2 separate regions of the Homo sapiens genome follow, and region 2 is linked to region 1. A link is an interaction called in ENCODE POLR2A ChIA-PET data of the cell type or tissue named here. Cell type or tissue: Panc1. All regions are shown on one strand. Links, peaks and the distances in the headings refer to the core of each region. The heading gives the core; the rest is flanking DNA. Region 1 has its middle 14 kb from the start of SKAP2. Region 2 has its middle 2.1 kb from the start of HOXA2.

Region 1 (2,808 bases), core at 84-2,583:
ATTAATAAGCAAACTAAAGTCATAAACCTTAATATATTTTCTACAAATAGTCCTATCAACTAAAATGGTGTTTATTTGGTAGTGTAATTACATATGATGGGTCTATTGATTATTTAGAAATCTTATACAGTTTATAGATTTTGTAGATATGTACATTAGTTTCCTACTGCTGCTGTAACAAATTACCACAAACCTAGTGGACTGAAACAGCACAAACGTATTATCTTATCATTCTGGAAATCAGAAGTTCGAAATGTTTTTCACTGGGCTAAAATCAAGTTGTTATTAGGACTGCATTCCTTCTGGAGGCTCCAGGGGATAATTTGTTTTCTTGCCTTTTCTAGCTCTTAAGCCCACCTGGCTTCCTTGGCTTGTGGCCTCTTCCTCCATCTTCAGAGCCAGCAGCATAGCATCATAAACACTCTCTATGTCTCTGTCATCACATCTCTTTCTTTGACTCTGACCCTCCTTCCTCTATCTTATAAAGACCCTTGAGATTACATTGGGCCCAGCTGGATAATACAGGATAGTTTCCCTCTCTCAAAAGCCTTAATTTAATCATCTCTACAAAGTCCCTTTTGCTATGTAAGAACACATATTCACAGGTTCTGGGAATTTGGATATGGACATCTTTGTCATATTTTCCTGCCTACTGCAGTGTGACAGACTGGATTATTGTTCCAACTCTTCACTTCCTACCAAGAAATAGGATTATAGACTCATAGCCTTTCCAGCAGTTTTGCAGTGCCTTCCCAAAATGGTTAAGTTGTATCCCCATCCCTTGGCTCTGGAATTGACCCTATGTCTTGCTTTGGCCTGTGAGATGTTGGTAGTTGTGATATAATTAAAGGCTTAGAAAGTACTCGTATGATTGAGCCTGCTCTCTTGTACTTCTGTTATTGCCATGAGAAGAACATACCCAAGACAAGAGTCATGTGGAATAGAGCTGAGTTGCCTTAGCTGAGCCTGGCCTGAATCAGTTAACCCTTGGCCAATCCATGGATCTCTACAAATTAATTATTGTTCTTTTAAATCAGTGAATTTTAAGATAGTTTGTTATGCTTAATTTTTGTGGCAATCACTGATGCAGTAGAGATCTTAGATTTTCCTTTTTCATAATCTGTCTTTCACTTATAGTTTTTGTACTGCTAGATAACATTTCTTCATCATACATTTAACACTTACTTAACAACTACCATATGCCAGGTATATGCAAAGATCTAGGCAGAAAGTTGGCAGCTTAATTTTCATTCTCTGTTCATGTAGCACTCATAGACATTGCCAAAAAAAGGGAGGAAAGGGCACAAGGAAGAGATGGAACTTGAAGTCATTCTATGATTGAACTGAATGGCAAAGATTTGATTTACTTAGTCATCATGACCAATCTACATTACTGTGACATTAATTGAATACATTTTTACTGACAATTTATGAATGTGCTTGGTGTTAGGGATACATATGAGAAGAAGATGCAGACTTTGTTTTCGTATCTAGGAATTATATTACTAATCATAGCGTAAAAAAAAGTGACAATTAATTCTTTCTATTATATTCAATTTGATTTTATAGTCATAAGAGTCATTGTGTTTCTGACTTTAAAAACATAATTTAGTAGGAAAAGAGTTTAAAACTATTAGCTTAACTAAGTTTTGTTAGTATCTGTTGATTTTAGTAATTTATACCAGTGCTTCTCAAGCTATCTTTGATGAAGGACCATTTATTTTTTGTTAAGTTTCTAATCTATGCTGACTGATACATTTATAAAATACAATAAGAAATGCTGAAACTGTGTCAAGTTGTTATAAAACATTTCTGAATATTCTGGCTTTCTATACTCATCTTTTCATGTACTGGTAACAAATAGTTTGTGGATTGGCACCTGTCAGTAGACTACACTTTGGGTAACACTGCTACTGATTCTAATTATTACAAATCAAGAATGTGAATATATTTGAATGCATGAAATTTGAAGACTTATCAGTACTTCATATGTCAAATTTATTGTTTTTTAATATTAGCTTTTAATTTTTTAAGTTAAGAAATGATATATGAAAATGAAAATGGGAAATGCTTTCTATTAATTCAGGTCCATCTTCTCTCTCTTTTTTTTTTTTTTGGCAACAGTCTCGCTGTGTCTCCCAGGCTGCAGTGCAGTGGCGCAATCACAGCTCACTGCAGGCTCAACCACCTGGACTCAAGCAGTCCTCCCACCTGAGCCTCCTGAGTAGCAGGGACAACAAGCATGTGCCACCATGCTCGACTAATTTTTAAATTTTTTGTAGAGGTCTCATTGTGTTGGTCTCATTGTGTTGCCCAGGCTGGTCTTGAACTCCTGGACTCAAGTGATTACTGGTGGTTAACACCAGTAATCCCAACACTTTGGGAGGCTAAGGTAGGCGGATTGCTTGAGCTTAGGAGTTCGAGACCAGCCTGGGCAACATGGGGAAAACCTGTCTCTATTTAAAAAAAAAAAAAAAAAAAAAAAAAGCCGGGCATGGTGATGCATGCCTGTAGTCCCAGTTACTCAGGAGGCTGAGGTCGGAGGCTCCCTTGAGCCTGGAGGCAAAGGCTGCAGTGAACCGTGATTTTATGACTGTATTCCAGCCTGAGCAACAGAGCAAGATCCAAAAGAGAGAGAGAGAGAGAAAGAAAAGAAAGAAAGAAAGAGAAAGAAAGAAATAAAGAAAGAAAGCGAGAGAAATGGAAAAGAAAGAAAATCCCCTTCTAATGTGTAGCAGTCAATTACAATAAAAAGAAAGCAGATAATTTGGGGATACTTCAGGAAGTCCTCTGTGCTCTAGCAAGTTA
Region 2 (2,808 bases), core at 186-2,685, 230 kb before region 1:
GGATTTAAGATAGGGCTGCTTACTGACTGGCTAGAAGAGGCAAAAGAAGGCACAGTAAAGGGAAATATTTTCATCTTCAGATTTAAGGATTCCTCGAGAAAGGAATCAAATTCAGAAAATGCAGACCTCAGACCTGCATCCCCATCATCACCCCCTTCAGAGCTAGAAGCGAGGAACTGCTTTCGTCTGGGGATCAGGAGCATCGGATGTGAGAAATAAATCCCTATTCTCCCTGGATTGTATCTTTCAGAGACAGAAGTGGAAAATGTCGCCATTTTGTTTGCAATCCAAAATATCCATCATCATGGCCTTTATCTTCCCCCTGTGAAGCTCCCTCAGATTATCCTTAGAAGCAGGCACTGGAGCCATTTCTGGGTACCTGCTGGGTCCCAACGAGCTGCTTTTAGAGAAACTCCTCATGGTTTAAGGAAAAGGCTCGGAGGATGCCAAGCCAGGCTGCTGTGGAGAGCTCAGTGTTTCTCTCACACCCAGAGGTGCTTTCCCCATATCTGTCCTAAGGCTGCTGATATATATATCCTTTTTAAAGGGTTTGGGCTATGGGAGAAATAGATTTCCTCTCCGCACCTCAACCTCTGCGCCAAAATATGGCGCACCTCAGAAATGCAGAGGCTGCAAAACCAGGCTTTGTGAAGACTAGAGCTTCCACCTCTTCGTCACGCTAAGCAGATACAGGAGTCTTCTTTTAAGTAATCAGCTTAGAGACACGTGTAAAATTACCTGGAAAAATAAGGAACAGCTAGGGGAGAGATTCACCTAAGGATGAAGATCCTTCAGGGATATCACTATTTGAACACGTTTCTGAAATCTACTCTTTAGCTGAGGGAGGGGTGGTTTGGAGGCTTCCTCCTTCCCCCAGGGCTAAGATTTTAAAATGAGATTCTAATGTGATTTCCCGCATCTTACCAGTCAAGACATTCATTTTGGCTTTCAAAGAAAAAAGTATTGACTTCACCCCCCAGTTTCCTAGATATTAAAAAGAAATCCTTATTAAAATATCTCATAAGTTAAAGTAATAGATTTGGGGAAGATTTCAGTGTTGAGTGGTCAAAGAAAAGGGTTTTCTTCCAGATGGTATTTGAATTAAGGCGGCTGAGGCAGCAGAAAGCTCTCACCCACGCAGCCCCTGACAAAGCCTCAGAGATATGGGGGCAGCGCTGCTCCCTCTCTGCACCCCCCGCCCACGTTCCCTTAAGCCTGTAATATTTTCTGGTAAAAGCAGATGCCAAAAGCTGCCATCCCAGGGTTCGCAAAGCACCCTTCCTAAAAGGAGCCCTATAACCCTTTTCACTGCCAAAATATATTTTTTAAAAGACTAGTTTTCCTTATTTACTTGCATTTCCTGCTCTCCTCTTTGCTCGGCCACATTTTATCTTGGAAGGAGCTGGAAGCTGAAATGTGTTCTTAAGGGCTAGAAGCTGTCAAGGCTTTTGGTGAGCAAGATTGATCGCGCCCAGACTTCCTTTGGAGCTTTGTTTGGAATAAAAGCAAGAAAACTAAAAAACCTCACATTTTCCAAAATAGCATCTCTATCTGCAAGGCAATGCTCTGGGCTGGTCAATGATATAGGCCACTTATGTCTAATTTCCACCCCAAACCCTCTTTGACGCTGGCCTCAGAGATGGGGTCCTGCCTTTGCTCCTTGGTTGGCCTTTCTTGTTTTCTACGTAGATTTTTCTCCCCCTCCAACCTCTCTCTCCCTGACCATCAGAATGATTTATTTTCCTGCCATTGATGCCTGCCGGCCTGGGGGAGTCTGATCAGTTAGTCTATTTCAAAGGAAGCAAAAGCGAATCACCATCCTCAGGGTTTGGGGGGGAAAGAGGTACCTCCAGATCTACCTCTCAGCCTCCTCACCTCTTTCTGGCTTGGTGGATTTTTTAAAAATTATTTTTTGGTACCTAAAGGTGTTATCTTTTGAACCCTCTAGCACTGTCCAAGATGCGCTCAGTCTCAAGTCTCCGAATTGGAAAAAAGATAATGAAGGAGAACGAAAACCTTTATAATTCCTCCTTGGGTCGCCTCCTCTCCCCCGCAGTGCTGTTTCCCACAACAGAACCCGGAAGCAAACATCCCCGGTGCCCAAGGATCAGGAAGGTGTGGGAGGCAGTTCAGGCTGCCAGGGAGCACTCGCTGTATCTAAACCAACCAGCCCCCAACCAGAGCGACAAGGACAAGAAGAAGGGTAGAAAAAAAAGAGAGAGGGAGGGAAAGAGAGGAGCAAGCATCTTCTCTTTCCCTGCTGGTAACTTCCAACAGACTTCCTGGAAATCGGAAATACTCACCGCACCCGAGCCCTACGGGTATGAAACCCAGAATGCCAGGAGCCGCACGCGCCTGCTCGGGGCGGCATTTCTTTGGCTGGCCGCCGCCCTGGCTACGGGGATTTGGACACATGGACCTGGGGTTGTTGTCTCGCTTGGCACATGCATCTTTCTCCAGCCACTCCTGAGAAGTTGATGGCGCAGGAAGGTCGGGAAGCTTCGAGAGCCGCCTCCCGTTTTCCGCTTCCCGCCGGAGCCAGATGCAAAGCTGCCGTGGAATAGCCTGCTAACAATGGGCCCGGGGCGCAGACTCTGGGCTGGACACTGGGAGGGGGGCGAGAGGCTGAGGGGAGAAGGGGAGGCGGACAGAAGAGAGAGGGAGGGAGAAAGGGGGAGAAGAGGAAAAAGAGGGAAAGGGACAGACAGGAAGGAAAACAGACCGAGAGAGATCAGTTTTGAGATCCAGGAACTGCTTTTAGGAAAAGTGAAGGAGGAAAAGGGAAAGAAAAGGAAGACCCCTTCCCAA

What was found. Peaks named below come from ENCODE experiments on the same cell type or tissue, not always from the same donor. Only the 100,000 strongest peaks of a DNase experiment are listed, where the experiment ranks them.
Region 2: POLR2A ChIA-PET joins it to region 1 with 11 read pairs; 15 of 35 experiments call an interaction of 5 or more read pairs at or near these places.

What each region holds. Positions count from the first base shown.
Region 1 is chr7:26,877,481-26,880,288 of GRCh38, reverse strand. No RefSeq gene overlaps it. Among named protein-coding and RNA genes, the nearest start is that of SKAP2, 14 kb to the right of the region's middle. In Panc1, for the core only: no CTCF peak of the experiment used is centred there; no DNase peak of the experiment used is centred there.
Region 2 is chr7:27,103,343-27,106,150 of GRCh38, reverse strand. No RefSeq gene overlaps it. Among named protein-coding and RNA genes, the nearest start is that of HOXA2, 2.1 kb to the right of the region's middle. RefSeq lists an enhancer at 2,794-2,808. In Panc1, for the core only: no CTCF peak of the experiment used is centred there; no DNase peak of the experiment used is centred there; H3K4me3 peaks cover 969 bases; H3K27ac peaks cover 2,500 bases.